Linked DNA regions of Homo sapiens: region 2 is linked to region 1. A link is a contact called in ENCODE Hi-C or POLR2A ChIA-PET data. All regions are on one chromosome and are shown on one strand. Each heading gives the region's core, a stretch centred on a gene start or an enhancer-like site at or near the end of the contact. The rest is flanking DNA. Distances are from core to core; before and after follow the strand shown.

Evidence for each region. A loop is a pair of places that touch in the nucleus more often than their neighbours do. ChIA-PET counts read pairs that join two places held with the same protein, here RNA polymerase II (POLR2A). Pooled maps may share reads with other maps.
Region 2: a pooled map shows a loop between it and region 1 (4-fold over the local background). The contact joins the promoter of ICE2 here to the enhancer-like site in region 1. A Hi-C loop is called at or near these places in 4 of 50 pooled maps. POLR2A ChIA-PET finds 5 or more read pairs at or near these places in 2 of 52 experiments (PC-9 and T-cell).

Annotation. Positions count from the first base shown.
Region 1 is chr15:59,802,286-59,805,600 of GRCh38, forward strand. No RefSeq gene overlaps it. Among named protein-coding and RNA genes, the nearest start is that of BNIP2, 110 kb to the left of the region's middle. RefSeq lists an enhancer at 1,337-1,865 and a silencer at 1,598-1,647. Within about 2 kb of position 1,617, at least 3 of the 41 ENCODE cell types and tissues checked have a DNase peak (open chromatin) inside an H3K27ac peak, as active enhancers do.
Region 2 is chr15:60,477,855-60,481,018 of GRCh38, forward strand. It overlaps ICE2 (interactor of little elongation complex ELL subunit 2), which reads right to left and starts at 1,288. Exons shown (of 16, transcript NM_024611.6): 1 at 1,149-1,288; 2 at 83-215. The coding sequence starts at 123. It overlaps RORA-AS1 (RORA antisense RNA 1), which reads left to right and starts at 1,324. Exons shown (of 6, transcript NR_120342.1): 1 at 1,324-1,544. RefSeq lists enhancers at 120-239, 562-1,089.

The DNA of each region.
Region 1 (3,315 bases), core at 367-2,866:
CCAGTTAGCCTATAAATTTAACCTGATCCCAAAAAATATATTTTCTTCTCAAGCTCCAATGAGCTATAAGGGGCACCACACTTTGGAGACCACTGCCCCAGATCTGTACTGTTCAACACAGTAGCCATTAGCCACATGTGATTTATTGAGCTCTTGAAATGTACTAATCCAAGGCTGGGCATGGTGGCTCACACCTGTAATCCCAGCACTTTGGGAGGCTGAGCTGGGCGGATCACTTGAGGCCAGGAGTTTGAGACCAGCCTGGCCAAAATGGTGAAACTAAAAATACAAAAACTAGCTGGGCATGATGGTGCATGCCTGTAGTCCTAGCTACTTGGGAGGGTGAGGCAGGAGAATTGCTTGAACCCAGGAGGTGGAGGTTGCAGTGAGCTGAGATTGCATCACTGCACTCCAGCCTGGGTGGCAGAGTGAGACTGTCTCAAAAAAAAGAAAGAAAGAAAGAAAGAAAGAATGTACTAATCCAAATTGAGATGTGTTCAATGTGCTGGATATTGAAGACTTAGAACAAGGAATGAAGAATGTAAAAACCTCTCTTTAGTAATTTTTATATCAATTACATACTTTGGATACATTGGATTAAACAAAATATATTGTAAAAATTCATTTCACTTGTTTCTTTTTGCTTTTTAAAATATGACTATTAGAATATTAAAATTACATAAGTGGCAGGCTTGGTAATTTTGCTGGACAAGTGAGCTCCTGGAAAGTGAAGGTCATGGTCTATTCACACCCGTATCCACAACTCAAACCTACCCATTGAGTAATTATACCAGAACTAAATAAAATTTTGCAGATATCAGTACAATTTTGCTAAGAAGTAAGCTAATTCTTTTAAACTATCAGGGACTGAATGAACATAGGACTTGAGTAAAGATATTGCTTAAGCTAGTTTATTCAGGAAAGCCGCAAGAAGAAATGAAGTGAAAACATGCACTGTGAGGGTGGTTTATTCAGCACTGTACTCAAAGATTAGGCTGAATCTCTGCATTAGAATTGAATATGTTTCCAAAATCACTTTAAAAGCTGGCATTTAGAAATTAGGGAGGAGCTGGGAAGGAAAGAGGATAATTTCCAAACCCTCGTCAGTTCTCATTCAAGCGTGAGCGACGCGCAGAAGACGGGTGATTTCTGCATTTCCAACTTAGGTACCGTATTCATCTCACTGGGGAGTGTTGGATAGAGGGTGCAGGACAGTGGCTGCAGTGCACCGAGCATGAGCCAAAGCAGGGTGAGGCATTGCCTCATCCGGGAAGTGCAAGGGGTCAGGGAATTCCCTTTCCTAGTCAAAGAAAGGGGTGATAGATGGCACCTGGAAAATCGGGTCACTCCCACCCTAATATTGAGCTTTTCTCACGGTCTTAGCAAACGGCACAGCTGCAGATTATATCCCATGCCTCACTCGGAGGGTCCTACGCCCACGGAGCCTCACTCATTGCTAGCACAGCAGTCTGAGATCAAACTGCAAGGCGGCAGCGAGGCTGGGGGAGGGGTGCCCACCATTGCTCAGGCTTGCGTAGGTAAACAAAGCAGTCAGGAAGCTTGAACTGGGTGGAGTCCACCGCAGCTCAAGGAGGCCTGCCTGGCTCTATGGACTCCACCTCTGGGGGCAGGGCATAGTGAAACAAAAGGCAGCAGAAATCTCTGCAGACTTAAATGTCCCTGACTGACAGCTTTGAAGAGAGTAGTGGTTCTCCCGCACACAGCTGGAGATCTGAGAACGGGTAGACAGCCTCTTCAAGTGGGTCCCTGACCCCCGAGTAGCCTAACTGGGAAGCACCCCCCAGTAGGGGCAGACTGACACCTCACACAGCTGGGTACTCCTCTGAGACAAAACTTCCAGAGGAACGATCAGGCAGCAACATTTGCTGTTCACCAATATTCACTGTTCTGCAGCCTCCGCTGCTGATACCCAGGTAAACAGGGTCTGGAGTGGACCTCCAGCAAACTCCGACAGACCTGCAGCTGAGGGTCCTGACTGTTAGAAGGAAAACTAACAAACAAAGGACATCCACACCAAAACCCCATCTGTACGTCACCATCATCAAAGACCAAAGGTAGATAAAGCCACAAAGATGGGGAAAAAACAGAGCAGAAAAACTAGAAACTCAAAATCAGAGCGCCTCTCCTCCTCCAAAGGAACACAGCTCCTCACCAGCAATGGAACAAAGCTGGACAGAGAATGACTTTGACGAGTTGAGAAAAGAAGGCTTCAGATGATCAAACTACTCCGAGCTAAAGGAGGAAGCTCGAACCCATGGCAAAGAAGTTAAAAACCTTGAAAAAAAATTAGACGAATGGCAAACTAGAATAACTAATGCAGAGAAGTCCTTAAAGGACCTGATGGAGCTGAAAACCAAGGCATGAGAACTACGTGACAAATGCACAAGCCTCAGTAGCCGATTCGATCAACTGGAAGGAAGGGTATCAGTGATGAAAGATGAAATGAATGAAATGAAGCGAGAAGAGAAGTTTAGAGAAAAAAGAATAAAAAGAAATGAACAAAGCCTCCAAGAAATATGGGACTATGTGAAAAGACCAAATCTACGTCTGATTGGCATACCTGAAAGTGACGGGGAGAATGGAACCAAGTTGGAAAACACTCTGCAGGATATTATCCAGGAGAACTTCCCCAATCTAGCAAGGCAGGCCAACATTCAAATTCAGGAAATACAGAGAACGCCACAAAGATACTCCCCAAGAAGAGCAAGTCTAAGACACATAATTGTCAGATTCACCAAAGTTGAAACGAAGGAAAAAATGTTAAGGGCAGCCAGAGAGAAAGGTCAGGTGACCCACAAAGGGAAGCCCATCAGACTAACAGCTGATCTCTCAGCAGAAACTCTACAAGCCAGAAGAGATTGGGGGCCAATATTCAACATTCTTAAAGAAAAGAATTTTCAACCCAGAATTTCATATCCAGCCAAACTAAGCTTCATAAGTGAAGGAGAAATAAGATCCTTTACAGACAAGCAAATGCTGAGAGATTTTGTCACCACCAGGCCTGCCCTATAAGAGCTCCTGAAGGAAGCACTAAACATGGAAAGGAACAACTGGTACCAGCCACTGCAAAAACATGCCAAATTGTAAAGACCATCGAGGCTAGGAAGAAACTGTATCAACTAACAAGCAAAATAACCAGCTAACATCATAATGACAGGATCAAATTCACACATAACAATATTAACCTTAAATGTAAATGGGCTAAATGCTCCAATTAAAAGACACAGAGTGGCAAATTGGATAAAGAGTCAAGACCCATCAGTGTGCTGTATTCAGGAAACCCATCTCACGTGC
Region 2 (3,164 bases), core at 38-2,537, 680 kb after region 1:
ATGCCAGAAATCTATTTTCTTATGTCAACCATCAGCCCCACTACACTCCTCTTCAGTGGATTACAAAGTGGCTACAACTCACCAATTCAGTCCTGGTTCACTTATGACCATCTTGGAGCTCATCTTCCTAGATTTCTGCTTCACTCTAGCTCACAGTTCACAGCTGCCTGGCTGCGAAGGCTCCAAGAGGCAGGATCCCTCCAGAACTTACTCAGCTGAGTAAAAACAAAAGGCCAAGATCAAAAGCAAGTGATTGGCTAGGCCAGGTGCTATTAGGTGAGGAAGAATCTCTCCCTAAACATCTACCCTCAACAGACTGTGGCACCTAAAACAGAATACAGCAGACCCAAGGTTCTTTGTAGCAGAGCAGCAATGACGATACAGGACGAGCCCTTTTCCATTTAATCTACGCCGGGAGTGTTACTCTCAGGACACTCACTATGGAAATAAGAGCTGAAACAGAACGGTGTTCTCATTGCTTACATACTAGGCCACTTGATGGCATGGAACGGGAAGTCAACTCAGTTTTCCATTCCCTTACTGCCAAAATAAATCTTTTGTTTTCCCGACCATGCTTTGTTATGGGGCAGATTCTGGCAGGCACTTTATGACAAAAGCTACCTCGATATCAGGAATCTTAGGCCTTTCACAAAGAACCTCACATTTGAGAAGACTTGAGGTCAACTTAAGTGACATTTCACAAGATCACTTACAGACATCATCAGGACTACAAATCAGGCTTGATCTCTCATGTTCAGTACTTCTCCTGTGACCCCAGGCAGACTGATAAAGTGACCTGCGAGAACCTAATCAAATTTAGGAGTCGGTCTCTCGACACCGAACGGGCCCGACCGGCTCCCACTTAATCTACCTCTCACACTTCGACCCAGTGTGGAGCTGGGGGGGAATAGTCGAGGAAGGCAAAAGAAACGGCTGAGGGAAAGGGGACGCAAAGAGAGGGGAAACAAGGTTCCAGAAAAGCAGGTAAAAGGGCAAGCAAAGCAGGGGTAGGAGCCGCGCAGAGCCAGGAGCAAAGGGTCCTGGCCCGGCCGCCATGTTCCCTCCTCCCGCCCCTGCATGAGCACGCCCGCTGGCCCGGCAGCGCCCTCCCGTCCGCGTCTGGGCTGCAACACAGCCTTTCCGCCCACCTCATGGTCCGCGGCGGCTCTTGCCCAGGCCGCAGCCACACACCACACACGCTCCACCCCACTCCTCACATTGTCGCGCGCGCCCAAAAAAGACCATATTTAAAGGATGTGGCCGCGCCGACTCGGCCCTGCGTGATGACGTCTCAGCGACATAGTGGGCGGGGCCTTGCGTCTTGACGGCTGCTCCCCTCCTTTCCTCCCGCCACAAGCGCTCGCTGTGGTTCTGGCAGCGAAGTGCGAGACTGGGCTCGCCAGGCGGAAGTGGTTGGAGACTGCGTGTTTTCCTAGAAAGTCCTCGACCTTCGTCGGGGAGAGGAGGGGAGTGATAAATTGGAAGGCGGACAAGCGACAAGTGCGGTACTGGAAAGACCCAAACATACTTGGTTGTGACCTCAGGCAAGTTTCCTGACTTCCGTAACCCAAACTCCTCATATGTAAAATGGAGATGAAATTGTTACTGCTGCATCATACGGTTTTTTGGAAAGGATTAAATGAAACAAAGGAAGAAGCTGTGCTCTGCACAGTACCTGGCACATAGTAGGGCCTCATTAAGTGCTCCTTCACCTCCGCTCCACTCCCCATCCAGTTTTAGCTGTGAGTTCAAACACTAGTTTTGTTCTCATCCATTACGGAAAGATTTATTGACCGTAAACAGAGTACTTTGTGCTTGGTGCTGGGTACACATGGACTAAGACTGAATACTGATTTTTCCAGTGCTTTGGATCTCTGGCAATCTAAGACATTTACATTAAATACAATAGAAAGTAATAAACTACATAAGAAAGGTGTATAGATTGAGGTTAGAGGGAGAGGAATAGCTAGTGTGAGGGACAAAACGCAGTTTTGAATAGTATTGAGTACTTACATGTCAGTTGCTGCACTGAGCACCTGCCGTGTGAGCTCATTTGAAGAATGTGGGTATGTGGAATGAAGAGAAAGGGCGTTCTAGACAGACCAGCACAAGTGTCAAAAGACAAAAATTTGACACATCTAAAGATCTCAGTTGGCCTTATTGCGATTCTGGAATCAGGCAACACTTCATTCCATAAAATGGAATGAGTGTCCCAATGAGTGGAACAGAGGAGGTTGGCATTACGGACAGAAAAAAGGTCTGTAGAAAGTAGAAACAAAGAACAAAAAGCAGATTGATCATTTCAAAGTTACTTTCCTGGTAAGGTGGAGACAGACAGTACAATAGAAAGATAACTGATTGGTTAACATCAGGTTACTTCAAGTTACTCTTTGCTGTAGGGACTAAAACAGAGGAAATTCATTATCTTGCTGATTGAAAATTGAAACTGGCCTGTTACCTCTGTCTCCTGATTTCTTGGAGGGCCACATAACTCAGTTTCGGTGTGGTGAGCCTGAGTGATACCATTTTTATTTTAGTCTGGTCTCTTGGGGTCTAGTGCAGAAGTTCTAAACAATGGCCTCCTATAATTTTTTTTAATACAAGGAACTGCATAAACTTATTGCATAAACAGAATCTAGTGTGTGCTATTAGGGAAGCATGTTCTACATTTTATTTTAAGACAGAGTCTCCCAGACTGGAGTGCAGTGGTGTGATCTCAGCTCACTGCAACTTCTGCCACCTGGGTTCAAGCGATTCTCCTGCGTCAGTCTCCCTAGTAGCTGGGACTACAAGTGCATGCCACCACACTTGGCTAATTTTTGTATTTTTTTTTTAGTAGAGATGGGGTTTGCCAGGGTGATCTTTAACTCTTGACCTCAAGTGATCTGCCCACCTTGGCCTCCCTAAGTGCTGGGATTACAGGTGTGAGCCACTACCCCTGGCTGACATTTTAGACTGATTTAGAATATTGTTAGAAATTATGTTAATGTAAAAAATATGCTACAGGAAACCATAGGTAGTTTATTTTGCCTGGAATGCAAGGTCTCTGAAGAGTAGTAGAGGAAAAGGGGTTGGAAAAACTGGTTGAAGCTAGAACACGTAAGATTTTATAAGCCAGACTAAGGAAGTTTGACTTTATTGCATAAGAAATAAAATGCTAGGAA